7 separate regions of the Mus musculus genome follow, and all the other regions are linked to region 6. A link is a loop called in an ENCODE intact Hi-C map of the cell type or tissue named here. Cell type or tissue: heart. All regions are shown on one strand. Each heading gives the region's core, and the rest is flanking DNA. Links, peaks and the distances in the headings are about the cores only. Region 1 overlaps Vps13b (vacuolar protein sorting 13B). Region 2 has its middle 4.7 kb from the start of Gm22208. Region 3 overlaps Vps13b (vacuolar protein sorting 13B). Region 4 overlaps Cox6c (cytochrome c oxidase subunit 6C). Region 5 overlaps Gm52178 (a long non-coding RNA gene). Region 6 overlaps Fbxo43 (F-box protein 43). Region 7 has its middle 40 kb from the start of Cox6c.

Evidence for each region. Peaks named below come from ENCODE experiments on the same cell type or tissue, not always from the same donor. Only the 100,000 strongest peaks of a DNase experiment are listed, where the experiment ranks them.
Region 1: it touches region 6 in a loop (5-fold over the local background); 9 of 42 quality-filtered maps call a loop at or near these places.
Region 2: it touches region 6 in a loop (11-fold over the local background); 25 of 42 quality-filtered maps call a loop at or near these places.
Region 3: a loop joins it to region 6, with 4 times the contacts of the local background. A loop is called at or near these places in 7 of 42 quality-filtered maps.
Region 4: a loop joins it to region 6, with 2.8 times the contacts of the local background. A loop is called at or near these places in 22 of 42 quality-filtered maps.
Region 5: a loop joins it to region 6, with 7 times the contacts of the local background. A loop is called at or near these places in 26 of 42 quality-filtered maps.
Region 7: a loop joins it to region 6, with 2.7 times the contacts of the local background. A loop is called at or near these places in 2 of 42 quality-filtered maps.

The regions. Positions count from the first base shown.
Region 1 is chr15:35,516,116-35,520,586 of GRCm38, forward strand. The region is part of intron 17 of Vps13b (vacuolar protein sorting 13B); the gene reads left to right. Among named protein-coding and RNA genes, the nearest start is that of Gm24771, 31 kb to the left of the region's middle. In heart, for the core only: a CTCF peak has its summit at 2,501 (motif pointing right); no DNase peak of the experiment used is centred there.
Region 2 is chr15:34,534,219-34,538,689 of GRCm38, forward strand. No RefSeq gene overlaps it. Among named protein-coding and RNA genes, the nearest start is that of Gm22208, 4.7 kb to the left of the region's middle. In heart, for the core only: a CTCF peak has its summit at 1,819 (motif pointing right); no DNase peak of the experiment used is centred there.
Region 3 is chr15:35,913,045-35,917,515 of GRCm38, forward strand. Vps13b (vacuolar protein sorting 13B) reads left to right here. Exons shown (of 62, transcript NM_177151.4): 57 at 1,730-1,906; 58 at 4,003-4,173. Among named protein-coding and RNA genes, the nearest start is that of Cox6c, 23 kb to the right of the region's middle. In heart, for the core only: a CTCF peak has its summit at 2,324 (motif pointing left); DNase peaks (open chromatin) are centred at 977 and 2,307.
Region 4 is chr15:35,932,978-35,937,448 of GRCm38, forward strand. Cox6c (cytochrome c oxidase subunit 6C) reads right to left here. Exons shown (of 4, transcript NM_053071.2): 2 at 4,178-4,307; 3 at 2,308-2,436. The coding sequence starts at 4,294. The coding sequence ends at 2,323. Among named protein-coding and RNA genes, the nearest start is that of Cox6c, 3.0 kb to the right of the region's middle. In heart, for the core only: a CTCF peak has its summit at 1,731; no DNase peak of the experiment used is centred there; H3K4me3 peaks cover 820 bases; H3K27ac peaks cover 3 bases.
Region 5 is chr15:35,291,089-35,295,559 of GRCm38, forward strand. It overlaps Gm52178 (a long non-coding RNA gene), which reads right to left. Exons shown (of 3, transcript XR_003951500.1): 1 at 3,720-4,471. Among named protein-coding and RNA genes, the nearest start is that of Gm52178, 2.7 kb to the right of the region's middle. In heart, for the core only: a CTCF peak has its summit at 1,968 (motif pointing right); a DNase peak (open chromatin) is centred at 1,963; H3K4me3 peaks cover 2,087 bases; H3K27me3 peaks cover 2,367 bases.
Region 6 is chr15:36,146,395-36,150,865 of GRCm38, forward strand. It overlaps Fbxo43 (F-box protein 43), which reads right to left. Exons shown (of 5, transcript NM_001081253.2): 5 at 3,666-4,471. Among named protein-coding and RNA genes, the nearest start is that of Rgs22, 8.2 kb to the left of the region's middle. In heart, for the core only: CTCF peaks have their summits at 2,089 (motif pointing left) and 2,290; no DNase peak of the experiment used is centred there; H3K4me3 peaks cover 563 bases; H3K27ac peaks cover 411 bases.
Region 7 is chr15:35,976,149-35,980,619 of GRCm38, forward strand. It overlaps a transcript of Rgs22 not described here. Among named protein-coding and RNA genes, the nearest start is that of Cox6c, 40 kb to the left of the region's middle. In heart, for the core only: a CTCF peak has its summit at 1,978; no DNase peak of the experiment used is centred there.

The DNA.
Region 1 (4,471 bases), core at 195-4,194, 630 kb before region 6:
AAGTAATTTGTGCAGCTTGGTGGCTGTCAGACAAAAGGCAGACAATCTGTGTTTAAAACAGATTGCAGGCCCTGTATGGGCTAGACAAAAGGGATTTCTCCAACTGCAAATAATTCCAAGGTTAACATATTTTATTATGTCATTAGGTGATTTGTTAAAATTTAAAACAATGAACATGATAAATCTACACAGAAACTGGAGACAAGATAAAAGAGAAAATCCGATCAGTGAATAGATACACATTTGTTTTTCCAGGAAACATAACTGGCCTTCATAGAAGCCATTTTATCACAAGTTAATGCAGGCTATAAAATAGTTCTTTGATGCTTTAAAGATCGTAATAAGTTACATTAAGAATTATTCCTATTTAAAAAACCATACAGCCAGAACAGGACAGCTTCATGAAAAACATTTAGTTTTGAGATTATTATTTTGTAGATGTTGGAATTTGCTTTTGTCAGACATTGTTTAGATTTTTGTGTGACTCTTTCCCAAGATATTTTTAAAAGTAGTGTGTGCTAGCTACATCATACATTTCAGGATATCTGTATCCAATACTTAAAAAAACCCCATAAGTTACATATAGCAAAACTTTCAGAATATGTATCTAAAAAGTCTCCTTGTTTTTGTTTTGCTATTCATTAAGATAGTCACACTTTACAAGATTCTTCCATAATAGTATTAGTATTGACAGTATTCATCATTTTATCTCTAATTTTTTTTTTTGTTATTTTTTTCAAAACAGGTTTTCTCTGCATAGCCTTGACTGTCCTGGAAATTCCTCTGTAGACTAGGCTGCCTTGAATTCAGAGATCTGTCTGCCTCCCCCCACCCCCTTCCTTGCTGGGATTAAAGACATGATACCACACCCAGATATCTATAAAATTTAATATTGGTAAATACCTTATGAGACTCCAAAATCAGCAAATTATTAATTACCAGTATTCGGCTGCATGAGTGCAGACTCACTACACAAAGCAGAATGAAGAAATTTGCTTCATAGTCTTTGTATCTGCAAAGAAAATTATTAAACAATACATACATGCTCTTGTGTACAGCCATGCATACATATAGTTAGGTGTTTAAAATGCACATGCCATGAACACATTCATTCATTCATTCATTCATTCGTGTCTGTACGGTGCATAGGAAGGAAAGCAACAGCCCATGTTGTTACATGTGTGCTTCTGCGTTTTTTCACAACCCTAAGTGAATTACATGTTGTTTTTCTATTTTGTTGTTTAATTTCAAAATAATTTAATATTGTAATTACTATAAATATTGAGTATTTATGTATAATATTTAAAAGCAAAATTTTACATGAAGTCTGATTCTGGTTTTGTTAATATTACATGGTTTGGGAAACTTTTTAATCGTCTCTTAGTTTTTTAATGATCATTTATCTAAGTCATTGTTCATATTATATTTTAAAAAATGTATAAAGAATTTTATCTGATGTCTTGCAAGGGTTCTCATATACACTAATGGACAAACCCTGCAGGGGCCTCTTGTTTTGGAGTCTCTCAACCTTGATGTTGATCTCCCTCACCCCCCCCCCCCCCTTCCACTATTCCCTCCAGCCCCCGTAGAGTAGGATAGTTACAATGCTGTGTTTGTGTCTCTGTGTGTGTGTGTGTCTGTGTGTGTGTGTGTGTGTGTGTGTGCGCGTGCGCACACGGGCCCATGCTGGTGCTTATGTATATGGAAACAGGTCCAGAAAGAGGACATTGGGTGTCTTTCTTTATTACTTGCCTCCTTGCTTCTTGAGATAGGTTTTCTCACTAAACTTCAAATTTGCTGTTTTTTACTAGACTGGCTGGCCAAAGAGTTCCTAGGATAGGTCTGTTTTTGTTCCCAGTGCTGGAGTTACAGACTTATGTGGCAATCCTTGGCAGTTTTTCATTAGAAATTAAACTTTGGATCCCATGCTTGTAGAACAAGTACCTTACTTACAGACCCATCTCCTCAGTCCTCTAGAAACTGACCGCCACCACCACCACCAGCACCAGCACCAGCAGCAGACTACTGTTTGTACCAATATTGTGTGGACCAGGATAGAGTATTACCATGTTAAGACACAGTGTTGCCTATGACTTGGACCCAGCCTATCACCTGTTTTTTCTGGAGAAAAAAAAAGTTCTGAAGTTCCTTTGTGTGACAGTAGTAGAACTGAATAACTATGAAAGAAATTCTACATAGTGCAAATCCTAAAGCATTTCTCTTTAGCTCAGGAGAAAATAATGTTTGCTGGCCCACACTGTAGACTGAGCTCTTTTAAGCAAAGCTTTGTACATTTTTGGATTTCATTTTTTTATTCTTGATGTATTATATTTATGAATATGCTCGCTTTCCTCACATTTTATTTCATACCTAATCCATTTATCTCTTTAACATGCAGCGTCTGTTGTGGGTGTCTTGCTTTGTTTAGTGAGCCTGTCACTGCTTGTTTTGTAGGACTGAAGTACTGGAGGTTACGAAGGAGGGCACCAGCAGGGGGCAGTATGGAGCCTTTACCCAACCTGCTTAGACTTCATGTTGTTGGTTTGAAGTTCTTTCTAATATATTAAAATAGATGTTATAGTATTACTAAGTTATCATTTTATAACTTTTATATTTCCATTTCTGTAATTTCCTTCAGTCTTTATTAGTGTACTTGATTTTAAACTTTGTCTGAGCTATAATATAATCTACCACATATTTACCATATTTACACTTGAAATATCCTTTATTCCTTAATCTTAGATAGTCTTTGCAATAACTGAGGTATTTTTCTTTGGAAATGTCTTGGAGGGGCTGTCTCAGGCTTGTCTGGGGTTTCCCAGTAGAATGATAGCTCTCTTTGTGTTCGGGCCTTCTTGGATTAGCATCCACTGAGCTCCTGCTGCATTCTGAGTGCAGTGCTTTCCAAGTGTTGGGAGCTCTGGAGGTGGACAGTGGCTCTCACAGGCTCCTCCTGTGTTCTGAAGAAATGCTGTTTATAGCCAGTTTTCAATGAGTATCTCATGAAGTTTGATTAAGCCCTTTTCTATCTCATCATTGCATTAGAATATACTGATCACAATACGTGTGCTATGTATTCATTACGAAGGCAAAATCACCATAATAAAATATTTTTACATTTGATTTCCTAAATAAAGTAAATATATTTTATAGGGCAGGGGAAAAAAGTACTTAGGCAGTCCAAAGGGCTAATCAGAGAGTCTTTATGTGCACTGGTAATGTGCTGTGCAATATAAGCTGAAATATATTCCACAAGGGAGGAAAATGGAATCGGTTACATACACTGTTCCTAAGTGTAATGATCATAAGACTCCATTACTCACTTTAGGCAGGTGCTTTTTATATGAGGCTTTAAGGAAATGTAAGGCTGCTGTGAGGTGATTGGTTTGTACAGACATAGTTTACTATCAGGTTGTCTGACAGGTTAAAGAAGCTGGAAGTATTTTTGCAAACATTTACTAGTGTCTAGTGGATGACAATGAGTATTTATTTGGTGGATAGATGCATAATAACATTGCATAATACGTGCAATTTTTCTGTGACTTATTTAAGAAACATTTACAGAGATGCAATGAAATTTTGTATTTTTGTTCTTAATGATGAGAAAATGCTACTCCCTGAAACTTCTTTGACAGATACATATTTTTGAAAGGCTCACTAAATAGTATTTCTTTGTAGTTTTAGCCTGTTCTTTAGAACCTGTGTTTTATTTATTTGTTTTAATTAATCATTTTATTCATTTACATTTCAAATGAATCCCCTTCCCAATTTTCCCTCCACAAACCTCCATCGCATCCCCCCTCCTACACTTTACCTGTATGAGGGTGCTCCTCCATCCACCCACCCATTCCCGCCTCACTGCTCTAGCATCTAGCACACTGAGGTATGGAGCCTCCACAGGGATGCCAGTTAAGACCATCTTCTGCTACATAAGTATCTGGAGCCATGAATCCCTTCATGGATACTCTTTAGTTGATGGTTTAGTCCCTGGGAGCTCTGGGTGGTCCCTTTAGTTGATATTGTTCTTCCTCTGGGGTTGAAAAACCCTTCAGCTCCTTTAGTCCTTCCATTAGGGTCCCCGGGCTTATTCTAATGGTTGGCTCTGAGTATCTGCATCTGTATTAGTCAGGTGTTGAAAGAACCTCTCAGGGAACAGTCATACCAGGCTCTCCTGTCATCAAGCACTTCTTGGCATCAACAAGAGTATCAGGGTTTGGTGTCCACAGATGGGATGGATCCTTAGGTAGGGTAGTCTCTGGATGGCCTTTCCTTTAGTCTCTGTTCCATTTTTTTTTTTTTTTGTCCCTGTTTTTCCTTTGGCCAGGAACAATTCTAGGTTAAAATTTTTGAGATGGGTGGGTGGCCCCTTCCCTCAACTGGGGGCTGGAGGTGGTTGCTACAGGTTCTGTCTCCCCTGTGTTGGATATTTCGGCTACTGTGATCCCGTTGGGTCCTGGGAGCCTCTAGCTCC
Region 2 (4,471 bases), core at 311-4,310, 1.6 Mb before region 6:
AACATATACACTTATGCACACATGCACTTGCACATCCATGTGTGTGTACTTGCCTACGCTTGTGCGCTCTCGCGCGTAACTCCCCCCCCCCAAACACATACACACACACACACACACACACACACACACACACACACACACACACACTGTGTTAGTTGCAGATGTCAGAATAGCAAGTTAGTTACACAGTTCTGGGCAGGTCTCCCCAGAACTATAGGATGCTATAGGATGTTGTTTCATCTCTGGCTTGTCTGTATGAGAATCACCTGAGAGCCCAAGCCTGAGCCAAAGTATGAGCATCTGCTAGCTGCTCTCTGGGTCCTTATGATGTGTGACTCCACTGGGGCCGAGAGGCCTGCCTCTTTGGACCCTCTGACTTCAGAGACCTGTGAATGAGTAATGGAGTCTCAGATGTCTCATAACTCCTGTCTGCTTAGCCAGCTTCGTCTACACCAAGAAACTGTATCCCTCTATGACATCAGCTCTTCTGAGCTGTTGACATCTAGGTGGAAACTTAATGAGACATTGTGGTCCAGACTGGGAATTCTACCTGGGACAAACTCATTTTAAAAAACAAAACCAATGGACCAATCAAAGCAAAAACCAGCCTGGCTGGTACTTGTGTGATTCCGTGATTCCAGTATCCCAGAGTACTTTGGCTTTTTTTTTCTTTTTATTTCTTTTTTTTATTATTATTAGATATTTTCTTTATTTACATTTCAAACGTTATCCCCTCTCCTGGTTTCCCTTCCGAAAACCCCCTGTCCCCTCCCCCAACCCAAGTACTTTGTTTTGATATTTTCCTCTCCTGGTAAGAATGTCCCAAGCTCAGATGTTCTCAGTTTTGCTGGTAAAGCATGCTACCCACTCCTTGAGATGTCAATTTAACTGGACTTAGTGGTGCCTAAAAGGCCCCAAATTTAGAACCACTATTCTGACTCTTAAAAAGAGGTTCTACTGCAACCCCCTAGGGGTGTGCCTGTCAGTTAAGGGAAAGGGCAGGGCAGCCAGCCATAAACCGACACAGGTCATTGAAATCCCTGAAATCCAGCTGGGGTCAAGTGAGTGTCCAAACTCAATTCAAAGTATTTCCAACCTCTCCCAATCCATTTTGAAAAAGTATAAAGTTAACCGGATTCTGTCCTTGGGGACAACCCCAACGCCACCCCATCTCCCCATATGTGTGCATTCATTTAAGGACACACTCCTAGCTTCAGTCCAGCCTCATCATAGCCTGCTAGGCCTGCTCACGGTGTTCCGGACAAGCTGGACTTTGTGCTCTTTCCATAGGCGCTTGAGACCTTGATCCATTTGCCTTTGCAAAGACCTGCTCTGTTTTCACAGAATATCCTCATCCAACTCCGTCTCATCTGTATGGGCTTGACTTTAGTGGCCTTACCTGCCACTCACTTAAAATACGTTGCTTTTATAGACCATGGTAGTGCATGCCCACAACCCCAGCCCGTTGGAGGTTGAAGCCAGAGGATGAAGAGGTCAAGATAGGCCTGAGCTACTTAGTGAGATACTGTTTCAAAACACAAAATCAAAACTAAAGCCATTCTTCTACGTACATCTTCCTCCAGCCCATGACAATTTCATTTCCTGGTTACCTCGCAGTGTGTAATCATGTTTGCATTATGTACTTGTATAACTCTTACACATCAGCCTCAGGAAGGTGAGACCGTGTCTTTTATTAATGTTTCAGTATAGCTTCCTTCCTGGCTCTTAACTCATCACTTCTATCTAATATATTTTTGTTGAATTGAAATTTTAAGTGATCAGAGGTCCGGTAAAAGTTGTAATGAGCAAGTAAGCCACTAGGTGGTGCCAAGACCATGAGCATAGGCTGTGGTTAGAAAGATCCTATTAAAATACAATTCTGTTGTGCAAAATCCTTGTTACTAAGGGTATTTATGTGGTCTTAGATTAATCAGTACTCCATCTTTTAGAGGGTATACCCATTTGGGCAGAATCCTAATTGACGAAATTTTGTTATGTGGAGTGTGTGTGTGTGTGTGTGTGTGTGTGTGTAACTGTGGTGTGTGCATCCATGCATCAGATTGTAGAGGCCAGAGAAAGATGTTGTGTGCTTTCCTGTACCTCTCTCCACCATACTGCCTTGAGATAAGGTCTCTCTCTGAACCAGAAGCTCATTGTTTGGGTTAGCCTGGCTGACCAATCAGCTCTCAGGATCCAGCTACCTCTGTTTTCAAGTGCTGAGGTTATAGGTCTGCACAGCTATGCCCATGGGCTGTGGGGCTTTAAAGTCAGGTCCTTATGCTTCAGAGCAAGTGCTCTTATGAACTGGACCATCTCCCTAGTCTAGTTCTATGAAGTGTGTGTGTGTTTGTTTATATGTGTGTATTTTTATGTGTGTATGGGTGTGGTTGTATATGGGTGTTTGTGTGTGTTTGTGTATGTGTGAGTTTGTATATGTGTTTCTGTGTGTTTGTGCGTGCATGTGTGGCTCACGTGTTGATGTCAGAAGACAATTTCAGGAGTCACTTCTCTGTGAGATGTGGGGGTTGAGCTCAGGCTTTCAGGCTCACTGCACAGATGCTCTTACTGACTATCTTGCTAGCCCATGGGCTCTCTGAATCTTGAAGATGTCTAGAAAAGAAATAATGGAAACTGTCTTATATAAAGTGTAATGCCTGCTCACAGTATCCAGCCAGTCGAACAGAGCAGAAGGCTTCAGTGACAGTGCCCTCTCTTCCTTTCCACTCTTATTTTTATTGAAGTCACTTATTAACCTTTTGCTTTCTTTTCTCTAAGGCAAACAAACTAGCCTTATGTCTTTAGCTTTCCTTCAGCAGAGGAATCTTCATTGACCCCGTTCTTATAAGCCTGCGGTTGTCCTGGAGACTGTTCATTTTCTGGCCCCTAGCATCCAACTTCTATGGGAGATCAGAAGGAAGCCCCAAGGACAAGTTTTACCTGTTCTCAAGACATTACAACAGGAAAAGATGCCCAAAAGTAGGCCAGGAAAATATGAGATAGAGCCCTCCAGGTCAAGATGACAATGTTCTGTTGTTCTGTTGTATCTTTTGCAGAGCTATGTGAGTGTGCCTGAGTGTGTGTGTGTGGTATGTGCGTGTGTGTGACTTCTTGAGGTGGACTCTGGAACAAGCCCTAGCAGCTGGCATGTGCATTCTGATGTCAGTTTTGCCAGACGCAGAGCTGTAGCTGTCAGGGGTCCAGCAGATTTCCCGATCAAGGGACCTGTCTGTGCCATCTGTGACTACTTCCCACTGTATAGCCACAATGGTCATTAGGAAGGTAGCCCCAGGACCATCACTTGGTCAGAAAATGATAAGCTGGAGTTACCCTGCTGGCCTTGGACTAGCTGTGCGAGGCACTAGTTCTTGCCCAGCTTGCTTGCAGCTTCCACCCACCCCATTTTCTTCTCTTCTGGCTCAGTTGCTTCCCTGTGGGCTTTTTTCTGTTTCTCAGTGAGATGGGGGATGCTAGAGAACAGACTCCGATAGGCTTATGTTCCTGGGATCAGCAGCCTCAGCAATGGGGACTTAGAATCTCAGGTGCCATTCCCAGACCTAGAGGAAACCAAGCATCTGGACCAGATCCTTGAGTGTGATTCCCACAGGCAGGAATGTTCCAGGGCCGTTCACAGAGTCCCAGGTGTCCAAACACTGCTACCACACCACCCTGCTATCACCAGAGCTCCTGGGCACTTGCCAAAGGCACACATTTCTGAGCATCAGCCTCCAGAGAGCCCAGCTGCGCCAGGCCTGTGGGTGGCCAGCAGTTTGTGGTTTCATTAGCTCTGGGGGTGATTTTGTGGGGTGTCATCAGAATCACCAGGCTAGACCATCTTCTGAGTATTCTCTACTCCAGGGATTCTGATATTTTTGCCCTTGACACTCTTGGGATGTTAGAAACCAAGGCAAGATGTTTGTTTGTTTGTTTATTTGTTTGTTTTACATGCAGAGGCTGAGGTTCTAGACTACTGTGTGCCTTTTCTCCCCACATCCCTCAGTAGGCCTTGATTTCTAGGTGCTGGCTGTTGAAGAGTCTGGTCTTTCCCCAGCATCTTACAGGCATCTGCCATGTGGCTCCCATGGCTCCCACACTGGGGAGCCAGCTGAATAAGTTTTGGTGGACTGGGGGTGACCAGATGTTAGGGTACTCAGAGTTGAGCTGCAGCATCTTGACTCTCGGGTGTTGCTTTTGAGCAAAATGTCAGTGTCTGCTGTATCTGGTCTTCCCAAATGCTCCTGTCATGTTAGTCATCTGTACCATATCTCCAGAAGCCCATGTGGATGCTAAGAAAGGATGCTCAACCAAGGCTCCAGTCCTGGGCCCTTGGTTGGCTATCTTGAGGTTGCAGGTCTTCAAAGTGGAGGGTGGACCTAGTGGGTGATGAAGCAGCTGGCCAGAGCTGTAGATCACCTGGGGGAGAAAGGGAGATAGGAGACTTCCAGGGCATCCTGCCAGGCCAGAAGTTAAGAAG
Region 3 (4,471 bases), core at 276-4,275, 230 kb before region 6:
CAGATTTACTGATCAGCGGTACACCTTCCATATGGTTAGGAAGAATAGGAAAGGACTCTCAGCAGCCAGATGGGATTAAGAGTCAACGTGGGCCTTCCCCTGTATGCCCTCTATGTTCCCAGACCTGAAGGAAGCTTCACTGGAGCCTGACAGGAGACTCTTTCACATGTGTCAGGGAAACCAAGGTCTCTAAACCAGCCATCAGATGGAACCTGTGATCATTCTGGGAGATCCTCTAAGAAGAGGAATAACTTATTCCACAGGACCATTGATTGATTGATTGATTGATTGATTGATTGATTGATTGATTGAGATGGGCAGAGATCAAGTAAACTAACCTAGGTTGGAAACCCTACTCCTAAATTTTTCAGCCAGAGACTGTGAATGTCTTACTAACAAAATCTCACTTCAGTGTCCTCTGATTCCTGCCAGTAGAGATACTGTAGACACACATCAAGTGGGATTGTCATCTACCTCCTGTATCCATACAGCTCTGACCCCCAGCAGCTCAGTGGTCAGGCACACTTGCAGGGTGATGGTGGCACTGTTGGCCTTGTGCTTGGGGGATTCCATGAGCAGTGCCTTGGCCCCACGTGGCTCTTCATTTGTCAGTCCTAATGACTGACAGCCATGTTGTCACCCTAATGCTCCAGAAAAGGGCTCAACATTTATGCCAGTCCTATGCTCTCTACTTTAGGAAGCTCTCTGCTTTGATAGTGACCTGGGGACTTGGCCTCCCTCTTCGGTTGGTGACTTAACTGAGGATCTCTGTCACAGAGACTTGCTATTGAGAGAGGGAACAGTTCCCATCCTTTGCCTTACCTCACAGCCTTCCCAATAAAAAGGCCACAGTACTGAGTTTGGCATAAAGATTCCTAAAGGAAGTTGCTTTTTCAGATCTCTCCTCTCCCTGCCCCTGGTCTTTGCCTGCCCCTGGAGTCCTCTGGGCTTACAAGCCCTCAGTCCCCACCCCAGGCGGAAGGGAAAAGGCAGAAGGCTGTGAGCAAGCCACTGGAGCAGGCCAGCTCCTGGCAAGTCTGAATTTAAATAGGAAAGCAGACCCAAAGCCACGCTCCTGGGACATGGGTGGGGGAGCACTTCCCTCTCGCTAACCTAATCAGTGTGTCCCTGTCACCGATGTTTACACAGCCCAATAGGGTTGAAGGAGAGACATTTGTTTGGCTCTAGCTCCACTCTAAGAGAAGTACTCAGCTTGATAGGATTGTGAAAGATTAAAAAGAACCCTCCATCCTTGTCAAAGCTTGCATCCCTTTTGCAATACCCTATTTTAGCATCTGGCTTCTCACCACCAGGCAGCTGCTGCTGCTGCTGCTGCTGCTGCTGCTGCTGCTGCTGCCGCCGCCGCCCTGACAGATAGGGAGAAACATCTCAGTCTGTGAGCACCTGCAGCCCAGAGTGCCTGACTGAGCTGGAGGTGTTCTCTGCACATGGCTCCCTTTACAGGAGTACAGGAGGCTTGGGCACAGAAGTCATATTAAAGCCATTTGCAAGGCTGCCAGAGGAACACTGTGATTTATAAAGTATGAAAGTTCACCATTTATGAATTCACAGATATGATTTCCCATATTTTGCTCCAAAGAAGCTTATGGGTGTCATACACCCTTCGTTCTAGTGTGGAAAGGGAATTTTAGAGAAAGCAGGCCACTTTTCATGAGTGTTGAAAGTGCTGAACTCAAGGTCTCAATAACCCCTTCCCTTTGTGTTGCAGGCTGGGTGGTGGGGTCTCTGGAAATCCTCGGCAGCCCCGCCAGCTTAGTGAGAAGCATTGGGAATGGGATCTCGGACTTCTTCAGGCTTCCATATGAGGGATTGACCCGAGGCCCAGGAGCCTTCGTGAGCGGAGTCTCCAGAGGGACCACATCATTCGTCAAGCACATTTCCAAAGGTAGCGGGTGCCGGTCCTTGCAGGGCCTTGTCTTGTGTTTCAAGCGTTCATGCTGTTCAGTTTGCTCACCCAGCCTGCAGCTTCTGTTGTGTTAACTTGCTGTGAAATGCTGGGATGATAGCAAAGCTCATGTTTTAAACAAATCACTGCTTGCCTGTAGTGTTTAAAAATGTTTCAGAAACGTTCTCATTGAGAAAACACAAACTGGCTCCACTGTTATTCTATACAATAAATATAGAAATACTGACAGTGTTTGTGACCTCTGCTAAGCAGCAGGGCTCCCACACCAGTTGCCTCATCATGTTTCTAAAATGCAGATACAGTTGTCATAGCTGTCTAAGGACATGGACTCATTGTAGTGGGGAAGCTGACTGCTAAGCCAGCTTTACTCCCACTCCCTACATCCACAGTGCCATCTTGTGGTCCAGACAGGTCATCAGGCATGGAGGCTAAACTGCTTCCCACCAGGAGAATGTTTTCATTTCATCCAGTGTTTGCTCGATATTTTGGTCAGGTTGGCAGTGACCAGGGAACTAACAAGGGCCATCTGAGTCCCCTTTTCTTCTCAGCGGGAGGCAGAGAAAACAGGGCAAAGGCCTTCTTGCCCATAAAAGGCATTTTACTGTAGACAATACCATAACTCTGTTATGAGTGGGCAGGTTACTGAAGACTCTAGAAGACCTCAAAAGAAGACTTAGGCTTGAAATATGAGACTCCATGATCCATAGTGAGGGTGGGGGCTCCTGGTGGGGGGTTGGCAAGAGAGCAGCCAGAGTAATAAAAACAAATTCCATGGACAATGAAAGGGAGCCTCCCCCAGCCCCAGATCCCGGGAGGCCTGGGAGCGGACTAGAAACTCACAGATGTGTGCCTGGTGGGCTTCTCAGTCCTGCCATGGGTCCTCTGAGGTTCTGGTGTTTGTGTTTTACAATAGGACAGCAAACACCTGTTAAACTGTAGCTCAGCTTATTTAGCATCCTGACTGCTTCTTACATTTGTTCTCCCATCTTAGCAAAATCGGGGGGGGGGGGGGTTGTCTGTGTGTGTGTGTGTCTGTGTGTGTGTCTGTCTGTGTTGTGTGTTCATATGTCTCTGTGTTTATATGTCTGTGTGTGTCTGTGTTCATACATCTGTGTGTGTCTGTGATTCATGTCTGTATGTGTGTCTATGTGTTCAAGTCTGTGTGTTCATCTGTCTGAGTGTGTCTGGGTATCTTATGTGTTCAGACCACAGGTAAAAATGATAGCTTCAGAAGTGGGACCTGCCATTTCTTCTCTATTGGTGTCTTCTGGTTTTGCTGCTGAGATCCATATGTACTTGCTGGAGCAGTTGGGACTGTTGGAGCATGGGAAGTTGTCTTTTTTTAGGAAAACCAAACAGAATCATTGCCTGGGTTCCTTTGTTGACTTTTCTATCAGTCAATGTCCAGATTACCAAAACTTCATAAATCTTCTATAGCAAATAGGGTTTTTCCCTCAGAATACCAAGTGATAGAGTTTACTTTCTCCCTTTATTAAGACTGAAGTCATGACCAGGTGCGGTCACGCTTGCTGAGGAAGATCACAAGTTCAAAGCTGATGTAAGCCTGTATAAGAGAGCAGAGGAGGGCCGGGCGTGGTGACACACGCCTTTAATCTCAGTACTTGGGAGGCAGAGGCAGGCGGATTTCTGAGTTCAAGGCCAGCCTGGTCTACAAAGTGAGTTCCAGGACAGCCAGGACTATACAGAGAAACCCTGTCTTGAAAAAACAAACAAAAAAGAGACCAGAGGAAGAAAAGGGAACAGTGAATTCACAAGTTGTAAAGTGGAAACATTTCTTGACAATCTACCTGGGACTAAGGAGTATAACCTTAAACATAACCTGTAAAATGAGCTCAGAAACATAGGTAGGCTAGGCATGTAGTCAGCGGTCGGACTTTAATCTCTTAAAACTGGATCCATAGAGGACTTCAAAAATCTTTCCCCCAAGTCTTGAGAAATTATTGGCAAGGTGCAAAGGTCTTAGCCACTCAGTGCTGCTGGCATGTCTTCTCATCCCACCTCACAAACCCTGGCTGCCACCTGAAGGGAACCAGCCCATGCTCTTGTGCCCGCAGGTGCCTTGACATCCATCACCAACTTGGCCACCAGCCTGGCCCGGAATATGGGCCGGCTCTCGCTGGACGAGGAGCACTACAACCGGCAGGAGGAGTGGCGGCGGCAGCTCCCTGAGAGCCTAGGTGAAGGACTGCGACAGGGCCTGTCCAGACTGGGCATCAGCCTGCTCGGTAAGAGACTCGATACTCCTGTCTGCATTCAGCTTTGGAAGCTCCAGGGATGGCCACGTGGCTTCTCGTGGGAGTGGTTGTGGAGTTCGCGACCTTTCATAAATAGAACTGAGCTATGAAGGAACAGTCCCTGGCAGTGCATCTGAGGAGCACTAGGGCAGGAGCAGTTCTACAGTGTGGTGCTGCTCCTTAGCAGGGCTACCTCAGGACTGCCTGGGGAGGAGATTACCAGACACAATACCTGTGCTCCATCTTCCCTACTTAACATGGGTCTTGGTATACAATCTCCAAAGCAAAG
Region 4 (4,471 bases), core at 200-4,199, 210 kb before region 6:
GTACTGCCCTGATAAACAAACCAGGCTTGAGTGATGGTTCAGAATATGGATGCTTGCTATACAAGGATCCTAGTTCAAATCCCCAGCTCCCACATAAAGTCAGGCATGACAGTGCATTAAAACACCAGCATTGGGGGACCAGAACCAGGAGAATCTTAGGAGCTCACTGGCCAACCAACTAGTCAAGATGAAACAGCTTCTTGTTAGCAAAAGACTACCTCAATAGACTAATGCAAGAAGCAACAACAACAACAACAACAACAACAACAAAAAATCTGAGGGTCCTTCATTCAAAGGGGAAGGACAATTTTTAAAAAATATTTTTGGGACAACATATTATCTGTATACTAAAGAATGAAGCTGGATCTTGCCATTACACCATAAACAAAAATTATCTTAATACGGAGGACTTTTAGAGCAGTGGTGCTCAACCTTCCTAATGACGACCCTTCAATACAATTCCATCTACTGTAATGACTCCCAACCATAACACTACTTTCATTGCTTCTTCCTAACCATAATTTGGCTGCTGTTGTGAATTGTAAATACCTGGTATGTAGGTTCATCTGATATGAAACCCCTAAAAGGGTCATGACCCACAAGGTTGAAAAACACTGACTAAAGAGGTGCAGCTAAATTAAAGCATACACTTCATACAATCCCCAGCACCAGCAAAAAAGAAAGACTCAAAGACATAAAAAGCATTAAGACTCTTGAAAGAAAGTGTTTAAGATACTGGATTTGGCAGTGATTCTGGGATGGCCTGTTTGACAGAAATATAAGGGAACAACTCATCTAAAGTAAAATTTAAAAAATAGTCAGCAGAGTTGAATAAAAGAATCCCCAGGATGGAGAGCTGGCCAAGTGGCTAAAGCACAAAAATAACAATAAAATCCAGAGTTTGGATCCCCAAAATTTATATAAATGCCTGACAGACATGGTGGTTCATCTGCAATTGCAAGAGTAACCTGGTTAGCCAGCCTAGCCTCATGAGAGGGCTCTGGATTCAACTGAGATCCTGCCTCAATACTATAGAAAATACTAAAGGAAAGTACTCTTAATATTAACCTTGGACTTACGCACGCACACCCTACATACATATGAAAGGGGAAAATCCCCAGTATACCCAAAGAATATACAAAGTGGCCAATAAGTACATGCAACACTCGAAGCTACAAATCACTAGGAAGCGCAAATCAAAACCACCATAAAGTATCTCAACCCACTACCAAAAAACACACATACACTGGGAGTGAGTGTCGGGGAAAGCACCCTCACAGGGGCAGGGGGAAAAGGATGGGATAGGAGGTTTCCAGATGGGAGACCTGGAAAGGGGATAACATTTGAAATGTAAATAAATAAAATATCCACTAAAAGGGAAAAAACAAAGATAAAAAAATCTACACACACACACACACACATATATATACATGTATATACACATATATATGAGTACATGTATGTATGTATATAGAATAAGATGTAGTCGATTGTAGAATGCTTTCCAAGTATGCACAATACTCCAGGTTCAATTCCCAGAAACAACATACAATGGAGTATTTTCAGCCTTAAAAAAAGGAGGGAATTACTGACATGTAAAATGTACCCCCACCCAGCCCTTAAACAGGCTGAGCAGTTGACTGCTATCACCAGGAGATCATCGGGGGTGGAGCCTGCCACCCTATCCTTCTGCCACTCCCACTGCTACTACCGCCACCTAGCTGTTCCAGAGTACACACGTGGTCACCTACAGCTGGACTCTGAAGATGATTTGGCGGGAATGGGCCCCTCCCCCTTCCTTATAACCTCAGTTTCTGAATATTAAAATTGATCAGAATCTCTTGACTTAGCTCCATCAAGCCGCCTACATTCCCTCTTTTCTTCCAGATTTCAAGATGCTTTCCAGGCTCGAACCCGGACATGTGAGCCGCTGGCCGGCCTCAACAGTAAAACACTGTACTAACTGAAATAACTGACAAAGGGCCAGCAAGGCGACTAGATGGGTAAAAGCACTCACCGCCTTAATCTGCCAACCCAAGTTTGTTCCCTGGAACAAACCCATATAATGGGTGGAAAGAAAAGCAATTCCAAAGTTTTTCTGACATGTATCCCATGCATAGAAGGAGAAAAAGGGGAAGAAGAAAAGCAAATAATGTAGTTTAATTCATAAAAAGAACTACTTGTCAGTCTGGAAGAAAAGCATGGCGGCTCTTTCCTAGACAGTAGCAGTTTTATAAGAACTGTACAGTTAAGATAATTCACTAGTTAAACATTTCTTAGACACAACTAAAAAGTAACTGTAATTACCTTTGCATTCTGAAATCACTTGGCACTCTGAAAGATACCAGCCTTCCTCATCTCTTCGAAATCTTTCATGGAATCATAATTTCTGTAGAATTCTGCATACGCCTTCTTTCTTGGCTCAGCCACGCCAAACTAAAAGGTAGCATAGCCCGTTACAGAACTTTCTTTTCAGATTATTAGAAATGCATAAAAACAAAATAAACTAAGAAGATACTTGTACTCAGTCTTTACTGAGCCCTCTTATTTCCTAGACAAGGAGGGGGGACACCATGAAAGGAAGAGTCTTGTGGCAACTATACAGCAAAAAGCTCCCTACTACCCTAGAGACAGACAACCCTATTCTGGGGTAGGGTTGTAGTCCACATTTGTGTATGTGTTTGGTAGAAAGAGTGTTAAGTTGGGGCTGGAGAGATGGCTCAGTGGTTAAGAGCACTAACTCTTCTTCCAGAGGTCCTGAGTTCAATTCCCAGTAACCACATGGTGGCTCACAACCATCAGTAATGAGATCTGATGCCCTCTTCTGGTGTGTTTGAAGAGAACATAAGAAACCCTGCCGTCGTCGTCCCCCCCAAAAAGTTAAAGATAGTACAAAATAAACTAATAGCCTTCCTTCTAGCAAACCATAAATATTGCCAGTCGAAATGTTAACATGGTAACATATCCCGGCTCAACTTAAGCAGACTGTGAATTTTAAAGAAGTTTAAAGCAAATTTAAAAGATATAAGAAAATGCCAGAAAGTTATAGGGAATTTACACTTAAACAAGAACTGAGTCATTTTGCAAATTAGGGAATGGAATCCAAAATGATGGCTGATTACTTGAAAGGAAGGCCTTTATTAATAAAACTGCTAACACAAAGAAAAAGATCAGGAAGAGCTATGTTCATGTGGCTGTGTCTTACATACAGAATGGTCAGCACAGAGGGAAGGAATGGTATTTGAGAGACCAGGTGGAGTTAAAGCAATAGATCAAAGGTTAAGCAATAGCCACAGCTACGGCTGGCATTTGGTGATCCAAATCCACGTCTGGAATATAAAACACGGTTTAGCTCATCTTCCCAGGTTCACTCATCGTGCACAGAACACAGTACACCTGTGCGTACTAGTCCACAGGTGAGGGGCTACAGAAATGCACAGAATCCTGCTATCTAATGAAGCAACACAGAAGTAAATTTACTGTTCCTCCTCCTTTTCAAATCCCAATGTCATCCAATAAAAGAACCAAAGGGAGGTTCCTCAGTGCCACTCTCTAAAGTCTGTTGAAGCCCACACTATATATAATAGTTAAGTTAGCATCTACATGACAGGGCTAAATGATGTTCAGACAGCTAGAGTTTTATGAGGCTGGTTTTGGAAGAAACTTGGCCAACAGTGATCCACTTCAGAGTGTAAACAGGTCACCCAATGCATAAAAGGACCAAATAAAAAAAGGTTAACCCCAAGACACATTTTCAATCTTCTTGAGCTAGGTACACCCATCTTCTTTTCCCAACAGACACCAAACCTCCTAGACTTCCAACCCTGGGACTTGTACCAGGACACTGGGATAAGCAGTTAAAACTGCTAACACTTTCCCCTCAAGGCTTCTGTATTGGGTAGTATACCAACATTCCCTTGGTGCTCAGATCTCCAGACTTAGAGTAAATTATAACATCAGATTTCTTGGTTGTCAGCTTTACCTTGATACCTGGGAAGAGGGAACCTGTAATGACTGTGGCGCATTTTCATTTGAAGATAGGGTTTCTGTTACGTTGAAGCCTTTGGAAGGTAAATGAGGGAAATATCTTGAAGATAGAGTTTCTTTTTTAAACAGCTCTTAACTAGGTTTAAAAAATAATGTTTTAAACGAACAGCTTGTGACCTAAAGCACATACCTTATAGGCAGCGGCAACTCCCAGGGCCACAATGAATGCGCCAGCAATATGAACCCGCAGACGCTTGGCCAGAAGACCACGCATCTGTGGTTTGGGCAACAGCGCACCGGAACTCATGGTAGCCAATGTCCTTTGCGAGTAAAACAAGGAGGGGAAAAAAAAAAGGCTTGTAACAGGTTAAGTGATTGAATGAACTCTACATGCACAACGTAGTTTAGTATCTACAATCGCGGCCTAACCCCTCCTGCAAGGTCAATGACTTTGGCAACTTCATCTTTGCCCGCTCCTCTCCTA
Region 5 (4,471 bases), core at 353-4,352, 860 kb before region 6:
TCTGAGGGAAACTATGGTCTAGGAAGGGTCTCTCTGCTCAATGAGAACAGATAGGGAATCAGGGTCCTAGCGAGAAAGCCTGAGCTCTGCAGGGAAGTGGATCCCTTTGGCCTGAGATTAGAACGTGCTGTTTATATTCAGAGTTTAGGTACTCCAGAAGAGAAGAAAATCATTCTGTGCTCCCTAGAGAAAGGCAAAGGACTTGATCCAATCTGAAGGTGGCAAATCAGCAGTTCCAGAATGAAGACCCGTGCACTGGCTTATGTGGCCTGGTGGCTAGGCAGTTTGGAGCAGCAAGATGAAGAATGTGAGCTGTTTGGAACCAGTGCAGCAAGACGAGTAAAGCTGGATGTGTAGACACGGGCTCTGGGTCTTCAGTTGTCATAAGCAGCCTCCCCGTAGCCCTGGAACACAGCAGCCCAAACCCTTACCCATACTTCATCCTACCTGTTAAGATGTTTCACCCTATGCCATGTCCTGTGACCTACTGCTGAGAGGGCATGCAGGGCAAGGGCAGATGTGTGTGGAAAGGTACCCAGCAGATAAGTAGAATCCCCAAGAGCTGGTGACAGAAAAGAATAGCATTTGCCTAGGTAAAAGGAGTTGATGAGCATCTCAGAGACACGGAAGCTAAAAATTGAGGTGAGAGTTCTGTTTACTTGGTTCCCAACAGAAACATATTTTGAAGTCAAATGGAATCTAGTATTAGATTAAAATTTTGGTGGCCAGCAAAGAGACAGACGCTGCTATTCTCAACAGGTTTCCAAGGATTTTGAAGTAAAGCCAGAGAGTGGCCAAAGGACTAAACCATTGAATGAATGAACAAGCTGTCCAGGCCAGCTGTTTGGATAGTATTTTCCCTAGGGAAGGAAGAAAGGAAATGGGGGAAGATGGAAGAGAGGGAAAGGGAGAGCCTGAAGAGTGAGCACAGCTTTCACCATTGCTTCCAAGTGTCAAACTGATCAACTTCAGTGACTCTCAAACTTTGCATCTATTCACCTGGAGGACTTAAACACAGTTTTCTGGGGTCGTTCCCAATTCTGACTCAGGTGGGGCAATTCATTTGGCCTCCCTAAGAAGAGCAATCCATGCTTAATAGACCCCGCTGAGAAACATAACTGCTCCTACTGGATGTGGGGAGCTGCAAATAGGCTGTCTTTGCCCCATTTTAGAAAAACAAAAGTCAGCAGCAGGAGAGTAGCTGCTTAGCAGGAGAGTAGCTGCTTAGCAGGAGAGTAGCTGCTGAGCAGGAGAGTAGCTGCTGAGCTCAGGTCAGGAGGATTGGAACACACTGCAAATCAAGATTTCCTTCAGAATTTTCCATCGTTTTAGTATTAGGAGACAAGCAAGCAAACGTGTGTATGCATGTACACACACACACACACACACACACACACCGACCCAAGACTTGCAAGAGACCAGCAGGAGAGCATTGAGCCTCTCCCACCTTGCTGACAGGTTGCTGGGATTGGCCTTGCTCCAGCTCCTGGGGGTTTGGGGGTGGGTCGGGGAGACAGACTGGACCTCTGGGTCTGCCTCCCAGGCTTGGTCATGGTCACATAGCTTTCCCTGAGATTCCATATTTGGTCTCCCCAAGCTGCTCCCAAGTGACCAGGTGTCCCTGTTGCTCATTGCCAGAGGTATGTATGTATTGTGCAGACTCCGGTGGGAAGAAGCTAAGTGGGGGGCATAGGGACAAGGAGGGTGCTCCTGGGTCCAATATACACCCCTCATCTCTCTCTAGTGGGTAGGGTCCAGCAAAGGGCATCTGGGGCTGATTTGGGATAGCCAGGGCAAGGAGTCATGGCTGAAGGATCGGTCTAGCAGCCTGCTGCACACAGCACACACAACTTTTCCTCTCCTGCAACAGGCTCGGGTTCAAGCCAAGGGAACCAGGCAGTGAGATCACTGGAGGCCACACTCACATCCTGGAACCCATGCCACGAAGTGTTCGCCCTGTGCCTCCAGGGGGCGCTGCGGTCCTTCTAGCGGACTGCAGAGCTATAGCCTGCCGGCGCTTTCCCATCGTGTCCCTTTGGACAGCCCGAGACCTAGCCACGATTTTTTAAAAGATGGAATTCTTAATCCTGGTCCCTCCACCCTCAGCTCCGTGTCTAAGACTCGCAAGCCTCTCCGCTCGCCTGGCCCCTTCACCGCTCAGTGACTGGAGTGCATGCACTTTTAAGTCGAGCTATGGTCAAGTCATCCAGGCTGCAGAAAAACACAGCAAAAGGTCGCTGTTCCGCAGAAGCTGAAGAAAAGCAGGGAAGGCGACTCATAGAGGGGTCCTAGGGAAGAAGATACAGTTTCCATAACTTGGTTTTAAAGCGTCCAATTTATTTAGGCTGTCTGCAGCACGCAGTCAACTTCAGGGTGTCTGTGTCTGACACCTGCTGGCTCCACCCGCAGACTCCTGGGTGGGCTGGGGACTGCGCTGTGCGCGCGTGTACACACACACACACACACACACACACACACACACACACACACACACCAGCTCCTCTGCTAGGCCTTTTCCCCTTCCTCCCATACCACAAACGTTGGGGCAGCAACCGTTCAGCCCGCTCCAGGTCAGCGTGTCCCTGTTGTCGAAAGCCCAGAGCCGTGAGGACTGAAGCTGACCCGATCCACGGATAAATGAGTAAATTGGCAGCTGAAACCCGACAGGGAGCTGGGACAGCTCCGCGGAGACTCGGACCTGGGGGTGCAGCTGGCCTGCGGCAGACTCGGCTTCTGCACGCCAGGACACCACGGCTCGTTTGGTGGCCGGGTGGGCCAGTTTTCTGCAACGAGGCTTATTGCAGGTCTGTCTACCTGGTGAGCCGGCTCTCTCAAAGCGTGCGGACTTGCCGCCCTCCCACCCCCGAGGTCTGAGCGCGGAGAAGTTCCGGTGCGGGTCCCAGGTGGCCGCCCAGCGGCCTAGAGAAGCTGCGGTTCCGAGCGCGCTCTACTGCACCTGCCCATGCCCGCTGCAGGGCTCAGGCCGCCGGGCCCCGCAGAACCGCGCTGCTACCTGCAAAGATTCTCGGAATCTATCCAACCTTTTTTTCCAGCTGCGGCGGAGCTCGGGCTGGGTTGGGCTAGAGTTCTTCCCAGGCTGAGAAGCGCGAGGTAAACGTGTTTACAGCAACAGGCTGGCTCAGGGAGCTTTCGGAAAGGGGGGTTAGAAATTCCACGGTTTTGAAAAGCGAGAGATTCAGTACTCAATACACACGGGCCCAAAGGTGCGAAGCCTGCTGATGCAGAAGTTGCCTCCACTTTAGTGCAAGGGAACTAGAAAGCACTGGCTCAAAGCTCAGGTCACCAACGGTGCGTGTATGTCCTGGGGGGGTCTGAATGTAAAGAAAGTTCCCTCCAGTTCTCTAAATTGAGAAAGGCTGTTCGAAGGAATGAGGTGGTTGGAAAGAGGGAACCGCAGGCATCCTGGGAGCTGAGGCTCAAGACCAAGCGCTAAAATGAAAGCACCCTATGGAACTCACTCGAGAAACGGTTTTTTAAACCCCCAACTCTTCCTAGGCGTTCTCCTGCGTCCATCAAATTTATTCTGAAGTAGTTAAGCACTACAGGATACTGAACACTCCAGTCTCTGTCCCAGGCTCACTTCCTAATCCTTGCGAACCTACAATTGGTGAAGATGGCCTGCTAGTCCTGAATTACGTTTTACCAAAGAAACGAAAATTAATATTCACCTTGACAAAAATAAAACAAAAGGCTTTTACCTTAATGGGATCGTTTCCGTAGTGTCTGCCTGCCTTCCTGCTTGGTCTTTGACGATTCGGCTCGGCTCGTAGCTTTCTGCTTACACCTATCCATCTCCTCACATAGTTGAGGTTATTGTAATTGTCCTTTGAGGGGGCGACCGAAAAGCATCTTTTGGTGAAACACGTTTGAATTGTACAGTTCCTTTAAAAGATCTATGGTTCTGCAAGCACCAGCTAAAGTGTCCTCAAGTGGTTTGGGACGAGGGACAGTTTGCTTAGTTCTGTTCCGGCGGCGCGTTGCGTCTGAAAAGAAGTTGCTTCAAGTGGATCTTATCGTTCCCTGACATCCTTTTCCAGAGGGACTGTAATACCCTCTCATTTACACGCTCACAAAACTAAACCTTTAGGAGAACTAAGAAACCTAACAGTACATGTCAAATTCAATCAATTTTCCTGGCGGCTGAACAATGAACTCAATTTTTGCTGAGAATGAAGATAATGCACGTTTTGAGGCACTGGAATAGTTTTTTCCTAAAATTTAAAAAAGATTGTTCTTCACCCATTCCAGATGGGCAGGTTATTGTTTGCCAATGGATTGCAGATGCCCACTCCTTTGCCTAAGTTGGTTAACTGCTTATGAAATGTACATTAGCTGATTAAAGCTTAGATATTGAAAGAAATTTCTCCCGGAACATCCAGATGTCTCTGCACTAATTATGAAATTAGTCAATTGTCACCTTCATAAACAAACTTCGTTTTGAAAACAGGGA
Region 6 (4,471 bases), core at 116-4,115:
ATTTAACTCCAGCTCTAGACCTACCAGTGAAGACAGAGTCTACCTCTCGGCTCATTTAGACATTTCTTTTCTGGAAAAAAAAATACTGCTAATAGCACCTCTCTCATATAGTTGATTGTTCCTAACACACATGTGTACAGACGTTTAGTTCACTGCCTAACCAAATTAAAACGAGCTACCAACAGAGCATGTTGGCACATGCTTTTAACCCCAGCAACTGAGAGGCGAGAGGCAATTGGACCTCTGTGAATTTCAGGCCAGTCTGGTGTACATGGCCAGCAAGAGCTGTGTGGTAAGACCCTGTCAAAAACAAAACAGAAAACAAAACAAAAACCCAACAATATGTGGGGATGGGGAATGGGATAAGGGGTTTTCGGAGGGGAAATCAGGAAAGGGGATAACATTTGAAATGTAAATAAAATATCTAATCAAAAATAAATTTTAAAAAATATGTAACAAGTTTCATTGTTTACATTGGTGTCCCTGTCTCTGGCTCCCACAATCCCTCAGTCATCCTTTGCCTGTCTCTGTAAGATTAAAGGAACATACCTGGCGAAGTGGGGAGGAGGGGAGCGGGGAGAGACACAGCCCTACCCCAGAATATTTATCTTCTCAGGAAATAATTAAAGAGTACTTATCCTTGATCACAGTGAGAATCTCAGAAAGGAGACAGCACCTTACACTTCCCTGACAGTCAGGGGGAAGACCAAGGGAGCCATGTTAGAGTCCTTTGACAGGGTGACCCCTTCTCCCTAACCTCACCAAAGAGGAGTTATCTTGGAAAGAAAGGGTCTGCTAAACACGGGACTTCCCTTCAGACTAAGGATTGGGAGCACCGTGGGGTGGAGGGATTCGATGTGTTGGGAAGAGAACAGAAAAGCTCGGATACATCCAGGGAGCACAGCACAAAAGAGCTCCAGCTGCCCCACGGAGACAGCCAGCCTCGGGCAGGAGGTGGCTAATCAGCAGGACCCCTTGGAGAAGTCAAAGCTGCTTAGGTAAAGCAAGAAGGGAGCAGGTGATGGAAGTCAGAGAGCGTCCCAGGCAGAGGCAAAAAAGGATTGGAAAAGCGAACAAGGTGAAGGAAAGATGTGCTGGTTCCGTTCTCACTTGAAAATAAATGCAAGTAACTAAAAAATAACCGCAGTCAAAGTCTCCTGTGCAACCTCAAAGGAAAAGGAGATTTGGAGAAAGTCCTCATGTCCACTGACAACCCCTGTAGCCATTCAACTAAGCCTCTGTGCACAGCCTATTATGCAGGAAGCATTTTACTGACAGTTTCAAAGGTTAAAGATGGCAGTAAACATGGTCGAAAGACCACAAAAAAGGATAAATACACAACTCCAGGGAGGTAGAATTTTCATCTTGTCAGACATACCAGAAATTGACACATGAAAAGAGAAGATGAACGCCAGGGTTAACAGTCTGTACAGCAAGAGAGGGAGGGAGTGGGAGAGAACACACCGAGGTTGGAAGAACGAGATGTCATCGTGTCTGGAATAAAGTGTGCAGAATGATCACTGGAGAGACGGTTTAAAGTCTACTCCTTAAGAGGAAACAATGTGGTGTGGAGACACAGTGAAGAGCAGACAGCCTGGAATTAGGTGTTTAGAGTGGACCTGTTGGGAATATTCGCAGTAATGTAGGCAGGATGTGACTAAAACCCTAACCCTGTCCCTGTCCCTGCAGGATGTGACTGAGAGCCTAATCCTGTCCCTGCTTCTGGCAAGACAGGAACTACCTGAGGGAAACCATTGTTGGCATGACACTATTATAGTTGCTCGCACTTATCTGTCTCCACAGTCTGTGGTGAGGAAGCCAGGAGCACAGGGCTGGTGGGAAAGTTAATAGGGAGCACAGACTAGGGTCCACCAGCAAAGGGCTCTGCAAAAGACTTGCAAGCCAACCAAATATTTTAATTACCAGCTCAAAGTAATAACTTTTCCCCAAATTTATTCTACATATACTTTTTAAAAAAAAATTAAGTAGAGAAACACTTCCCCTATTTGAAAATGTCATAGTATATGTCAAATTCATAAAAGCTACATTTACTTGTAGAAGGCCTTTAACACCATAAATCAGTCTTTGGTGCCCCCTAGCGGAATTTCTTAGTATTCGGTTAAAAATTAACTATTTAAAATGAGTAATTTGATCTTATTCTTTGTGAATTTTACATCGTGCACCCCAACCCACTCATCTCTCTGTCCCTTGGGGAAGCTGTAGGGTGTCACAGTTTTGAGTGTTCATTGCACTGAGTCATTTGAGGCCTCTGGCTTCTGCTACCCTCTCTATACTGGATCTTCACAGGGGCTCCTGTTGCTGTCCCGCATCCGGGAGGTCCGCACAGCAGGCGTTTTCACACACCCAGCACACCATAACAGGGTAGGTGTCGGGTGGGCCAACTCAGAGCCCTGGGTCTGTGCCTGGGTTGTAGCTGAGTTGGTCAGCCCATCAGCTCTCCTGCCTGCCACACGTGACTAGGAGAATCTTGACCTTTCCCCTCCGTGGCAGACAAGGGGTGAGGCCAGCTCTCTCTTGCTCATGCCCTTAGGGCTGCCCAGGGGTGGGGCCCTGCTCTCCCACCACCTGGGGCAGTTCTACTGTGCTGTCCAGGCCAAGTGTGGGGCCTGCTCTCCTGAGTGGGCAGTCAGTGAGGGGCAGGGCCAGCTCTCCTGCTCTTATGACCTTGGGGGCCAACTCTCCTATGTGCTTAAGCGGGGGGGGGGGGGGGGGGGGGGGAGGAGATCTCTCCCTTGTCTATGCCACCCCTCCACAATAACCTGATATTATTATTATTATTATTATTGTTGTTGTTGTTATTATTATTATTTGCATTGGTGTTTTGCCTCCATGTATGTCTGTGTGAGCGTGTCAGATCTTCTGGAACTGGAATTACAGACAGGTGTAAACTGCTGTGGGTGCTGGGATTTGAACCTGGGTCCTTTGGAAGAGCAGCCAGTGCTTTTTGACTACTGAACCATCTCTCCATCCCTGATCTGATCTTTTAAAATGCTGTTAGCCAGAAATAACCTAAAGAAATGACATAAACAGGAATGCCATTTAGTAAGTGCCCAAGTCCTCAGTATAATCTTTGTATCACGAATTTACAACTGCGATTTATGCTATGGTTAAGCCAAGGGAATGGAACTTGGCTTTGGGGGTGGGAAAGATGGCTCAGAGGTTAAAAGCAAGTACAACTCTTGCATAGGCTTTGCACAGGTCCGACGACCCACACCTGTAACTCTAGGTCCAGATCTGATACCTTCCTCTGGCACCTACACTTCTGTACATACCCATACCCAGACACGCGTAAGGCCACAGGGAGTGGGCAGTTCCAGATAGGAAATGAGTCCGGGATGAGCATCAGGACCGAAGCCAATGCACTAAAATGCACCCGAGAGCCTCTGGCGGATGCAGGGAAAGACGGAGGGAAACCGTACAAAATTGGTCCTGGTGCACAAGATGCCTCAGGAAATTAAAAAGACACCAAGATGGGTGTGGTGGCCTATAATCCCAGCACTCAGGAGTCTGAGGCAGGAGGATTACTTCAAATTCAAGGCCAGTTTAGCTATGTAGTGACTTCCTTGCCAGCCTGAACGTCAAAGTAAGAGTTTGTCAAAAGAAAAAGAAGAAAGAAAAGGAAAAAAAGAGAAACACTCAATTTAGAAAATATGTAAATTTTAAATTTAATTATTAGTTTTAATTTTAACCACTTTCTTAAAATAATGTGTTCAGAGCTACATTGAAATATGTGTGTATAGTATAAAAACACATATATACAGCAATCACCTACATATACAAAATACAAGTGTGTTGTCAGTTTCCCTCGTATGGGTCTGGAGAGATGGCTCAGTGGTTAAGAGCACTGGCTGTTGGTCTGAAAAACTCGGGTTCAGTTCCCAGCATCCACATGACAGTTCACAACTGTCTCTAACTCCAGCTCCAAAGGATCTAATACCCACACATAAATGCAGACAAAACACCAATATGCATAAGATAAAAATAAATAAATCATCATTTAGAAGTTTCCTTCTTGAGGCCTGATGTAGTGGTGCAGGACTCTGACCCCAGCTCAGGAGGCAGGTGGACTTCTGTGTGTTCAAGGCCAGCCTGGTATACATAGTGACTTCAGGAGACCTAGAGCTACATAGTGAGACCCTGTCTTCAAAACAAAACAACAGTAACAACAATGACGAAATGATGACAAAAACAAAACAAAAAACCCAAAAGCAAAACAAGAGTCCTCTCTTACACTTTTTTCAGCAATAAAAAAAACTTAGCTCTTTTTGCCACTGATCTATAACAGAGCTCACTCATTCCCAAATCCCTCTTGGAAAAAGGCACATTACAAACACATACAAATTATAATGGCCATTATTAATAACTTCATATTTTTCCCATTCAAAACCCATCATTTCTGCCCAGCCCAAATCTTTTAAAATATCAGAATCTGTTACTATAATTCCAGATT
Region 7 (4,471 bases), core at 255-4,254, 170 kb before region 6:
TTCAGTTTGTTTATAGGTGGATTACCTTGATGGTTTTTCATATATTGAACCATCCATGCATTCCTGGGATGATACCTACTTGATCTTGATGGATGATGTCTTTGATGTGTTTCTGGATTTAGTTTGCGAGTATTTTATTGAGTATTTTTCATTAATGTTCATAATCACAATCGGTCTGAAGTTCTCTTTCCTTGCTGCATCTTTTTGTGGTTTAGGTATCAGGGTGAATGTGGCCTCATAGAATGAGATTGGTAGTGTTCCTTCTGTTGTATTTATTTATTTATTGTTTTTGTTTGTTTGTTTGTTTGTTTTGAGACAGGTTTCTCTGTATAGCTAAGTCCTAGAAGTCACTCTGTAGAATAGGCTGGCCTCGAACTTAGAAATCTGCCTACCTCTGCCTCCCAAGTGCTAGATTCAAAGGAGTGCCACCACGCCTGGCTGTTCCTTCTGTTTCTATTTTGTGGAATAGTTTAAGGAGTATTGGGATTAGCTCTTCTTTGAAAGTCTGGTAGAAATCTGCAATAAAACCATCTGGCCCTGGGCTTTTTTTGGTTGGGAGATTTCAATGACTGAGTCTATTGCTTTAGGGGTTATAGGACTGTGTAAATCATTTACCTGATCTTGATTTAACTTTGGTAAGTGGTATCTGTCTAGAAAATTGTCCATTTCATTAAGATGTTCCAATTTTGCAGAGTACAGGTTTTTGAAGTAAGGGCTAATGATTCTTTGACTATAGCAGCATGACTGATCCTGTTTGCTTGTTTGTTTGCGTTTTGCTTTTCGAGACAGGGTTTCTCTGTATAGCCCTGGCTGTCCTGACACTCACTTTGTAGACCAGGCTGGCATCAAACTCAGAAATCTGCCTGCCTCTGCCTCCCAAGTGATCCTGTTTTGTTTTGTTTTGTTTTGTTTTGTTTTGTTTTGTTTAATCCATTCTGTTAGCCTGTGTCTTTTTATTAGGGAATTGAGTCCATGATGTTGAAAGATATTAAAAACTAGTGATTGTTAATTCCTGTTATTTTTATATTAGTTGTGTGTGTGAGAGAGAGGTGGGGGGCAGAGGGAGGAGTTTGGTGTGATTTCCATTTCTGTTGTTGCCGTCCAGCTCTAATCTGTGGTGATCTGAAAAGATACAAGGCATTCTTGCAGTTCTCTTGTGTCTGTTCAGGCTTGCCTTGTGACCGACTATACGATCAGTTTTGGAGAATGATTTGTGATTTCCATGTTTTTTGCTGGGATGGAATTACTTATTTCCAGTGTTTTCTTGAGTTGGAGTTTTCCTTTTAGTATTTTCTGTGGGGCTGGACTTGTGGATAGATATTTTTAAAAGTTGGTTTTCTCTTAAAATAGCTTGTTTTCTCCCTTTATGGTGATTGAGAGTTTTGCTGGGCAGAGTAGTCTAGGTTGGCACCTGCGGTATTTTGGAGGTTGCAGGATATTTGTCTAGGCCCTTCTAGCTTTGACAGTCTCTGTTCAGAAGTTGGGTGTGATTCTGACAGGTTTGCCTTTGTATGTTACCTGGACTTTTTCCCTTACAGCTTTTAATATTCTTTAATTGTTCTATATATTTTGTGTTCTATATATTTTGTGTTATGATTATTATGTACCAGGAGGATTTTCTTTTTCTGGTCCAGTCTAGTTGGTATTCTTGTAAGTTTATAGGCATTTCTTTCTTTAGGTTGGGAAAGTTTTCTTCTATGACTGTGTTGAGAATATTTTCTGGGCCTTAGAGCTGGGACTGCTCACCTTCTATTCCTATTATTCTTATATTAGGTCTTTTCATGGTATCTCAGATTTCCTGGATGTTTTGTGTCAGGAAATTTTTATCTTTTGCATTTTCTTTGACTGATGCATCAATTTCTTTTATTGTATTATGCTTAAGAGTCTCTCTTCGGGGGGACAGGAGAGATGGCTCAGAGGTCAAGAGCACTGACTGCTCTTCTAGAGGTCCTGAGTTCAATTCTCAGCAACCACATGGTGGCTCCCAAACATTCGTAATGGGATCCGATGATTTCTTCTGGTGTGTCTGAAGTCAGCTACAGTGTACTCATCATACATAAAGTAAATAAATAAAATCTTAAAAAAGGAAAAAAAAGTCTTTCTTCCATTTCCTGTATTCTGTTGGTGATGCTTGTATCTATAGTTCCTAGTTTTCCCATCTCCAGGATTTCCTCCGTTTGTGTTTTCTTTATTTCTTTTATTTCCACTTTCAGGTCTTGCACAGTTTTATTTATTTCCTTCACCGGTTTAGTTGTATTTTCCAGTATTTTTTTAAGGGATTTATTCATTTCCTCTTTAAAGGCCTCTATCATCTTTATAAGATTGGATTTAAGGTCATCTTCTGTTTTTGGGTTGTGTTAGGAAATCCTTATTGTAGTGAACAAACTGTGCTTTGGAGGCATCACAATATCCTGGCTTTTGTCGATTGTGTTCTTTTGGGGGCCTTTAGCAATCTGGTTTTGGGCCCTGGATGCTCTTGGTTTAGTAGGTATTGAGATGGGGGTGAACCTTGATGATCCTGGTGTGGCTGTATGGTTCCAGACCTGTATTCTGTATGGTTCAAGAGCCTTGGGTAAGATGAGATGAAGGTGGGCAAAGAGATAAAAGGAGAATGGAGGTCCCCCCTGGGTTGGAAGGCTGCTCAGGGCAGCTTGGCTTGAACCAAAAAGCTCAAAGAGCAGGAAAAAAGGGGGGGGGGAGGAAAGCTTACCTGTATGAGTCAGGAATCTGATGGAGGTGGAAGAGAGACAGCAGGAGAATGGAGCTGGTTGGGAGACTTTTAATGACTGCTTCTATTTCCTTAAGGATTATAGGACTGTTTAAGTAAATAGTTTATCTATTCTTGACTTAACTTTGATAAGTGATATCTATCTAAAAAATCATCCATTTTGTTTAGATTTTTCAATTTTGTAGAGTACAGGTTTTTGAAGTAGACCTAATGATTCTTTTAATTTCCTCAGTGTCTGCTGTTATGCCCCTCTTTTCATTTCTAATATTGCTTACTTGGAGACTGTCTCTCTGCCTTTTAGTTAGTTTGGCTAAGGGTTTGTCTATCTTGCTGATTTTCTCAAAGAACCAGCTCTTGCTATTGTTAGTTCTTTGTATTATTCTGAGTTTGATTATTTCATGCCATTTATTCCTCTTGGATATGCTTGCTTCTCCTCCTCTTCCTCCTCTCCCTCCTCCTCCTTCTGTAGAGCTTTTGGATCTATTTTTAAATAGCTAGTATGAGAACTCTAATTTCTTTATGAAGGTACTTAGTACTATAAAATTTCCTCTTAGCACTACTTTCATTGTGTCCCATAAGTTTGGGTATGTTGTGCCTTTGTATTCATTGAATTCTTTAATTTCTTTATTTCTTCCCTGACCAAATGATCATTGAGTAGAGAGTGGTTCAGTTTCTATGAGTTTTTAGACTTTCTGTTTGTTTCTGTTGTTCTTGAAGTCCAGCTCTAATTCATGGTGGTCTGACAAAATACAAGGATTTCTTGTATCTGTTGAGGCTTGCTTTGTGACCAACTTGTATCTGTTGAGGATTGCTTTATGATCAACTGTATGATCAGTTTTGGAGAAGGTTTTGTGAGGTTCTGAGAAGGTAAATTCTTTTGTTTGAGTGAAATGTTCTATGGGTATCTGTTAGGTCCATTTGATTCATAACCTTGGCTAGTTTCATTATTTCTCTGTTTAGTTCCTGTCTTGATGACCCATCCATTGGTGAGAGTGGCATGTTGAAGTCTCCCACTATTAATGTGTGGCTCAATGTGCAGTTTAGCCTTTAGTAATTTTTTTTTTATGAATGTGAGTGCCCTTGTAGTCAGTGCACATATGTTCAGAATTGAGACATCTTCTGGAGGATTTTTTTCTTTGATAAATATGAAATGTTCTTCCATATCTCTTTTAATTTTGGTTTGAAAATCTATTTTATTAGATATTAGAATGGCTAATTCATCCTGCGTCTTGGAACTATTTGCTTGGAAACTTGTTTCAGCCCTTTACTCTGAGGTAATGTCTCTTTTTGTTGCTGAGATGTATTTGCTGTATACAGCAGAATGATGGATCCTGTTTTTTAATCCATTCTGTTATCCTTTGTCTTTTTAATTGGAGAATTGATTGAGTCCATTGAAGTTGAGAAATATAATGACCAGTGACTGTTATTTCCTGTTATTTTGATGTTGATAGTGTAGGTGTATATGTGGTGTGTGTGTGTGTGTGTGTGTGTGTGTGTGTGTGTGTGTGTGTGCTTTCCTTATCTTGTTTTCATTGGTGGAATTATTTATTCCCTGTGTTTTCTTGTACTTAACCTTCCTGGTTTAGAGTTTTCATTCAAGTATTTTCTGTAGGGCTTGACTTGTGGATAGATATTGTTTAAATTTGGTTTTGTCTTGGAATATCTTGTTTTCTCCCTGTATGGTGATTGAGAGTTTTGCTGGGTAGAGTAGTCTAGGTTGGCACCTGTGGTATTTTAGAGGTT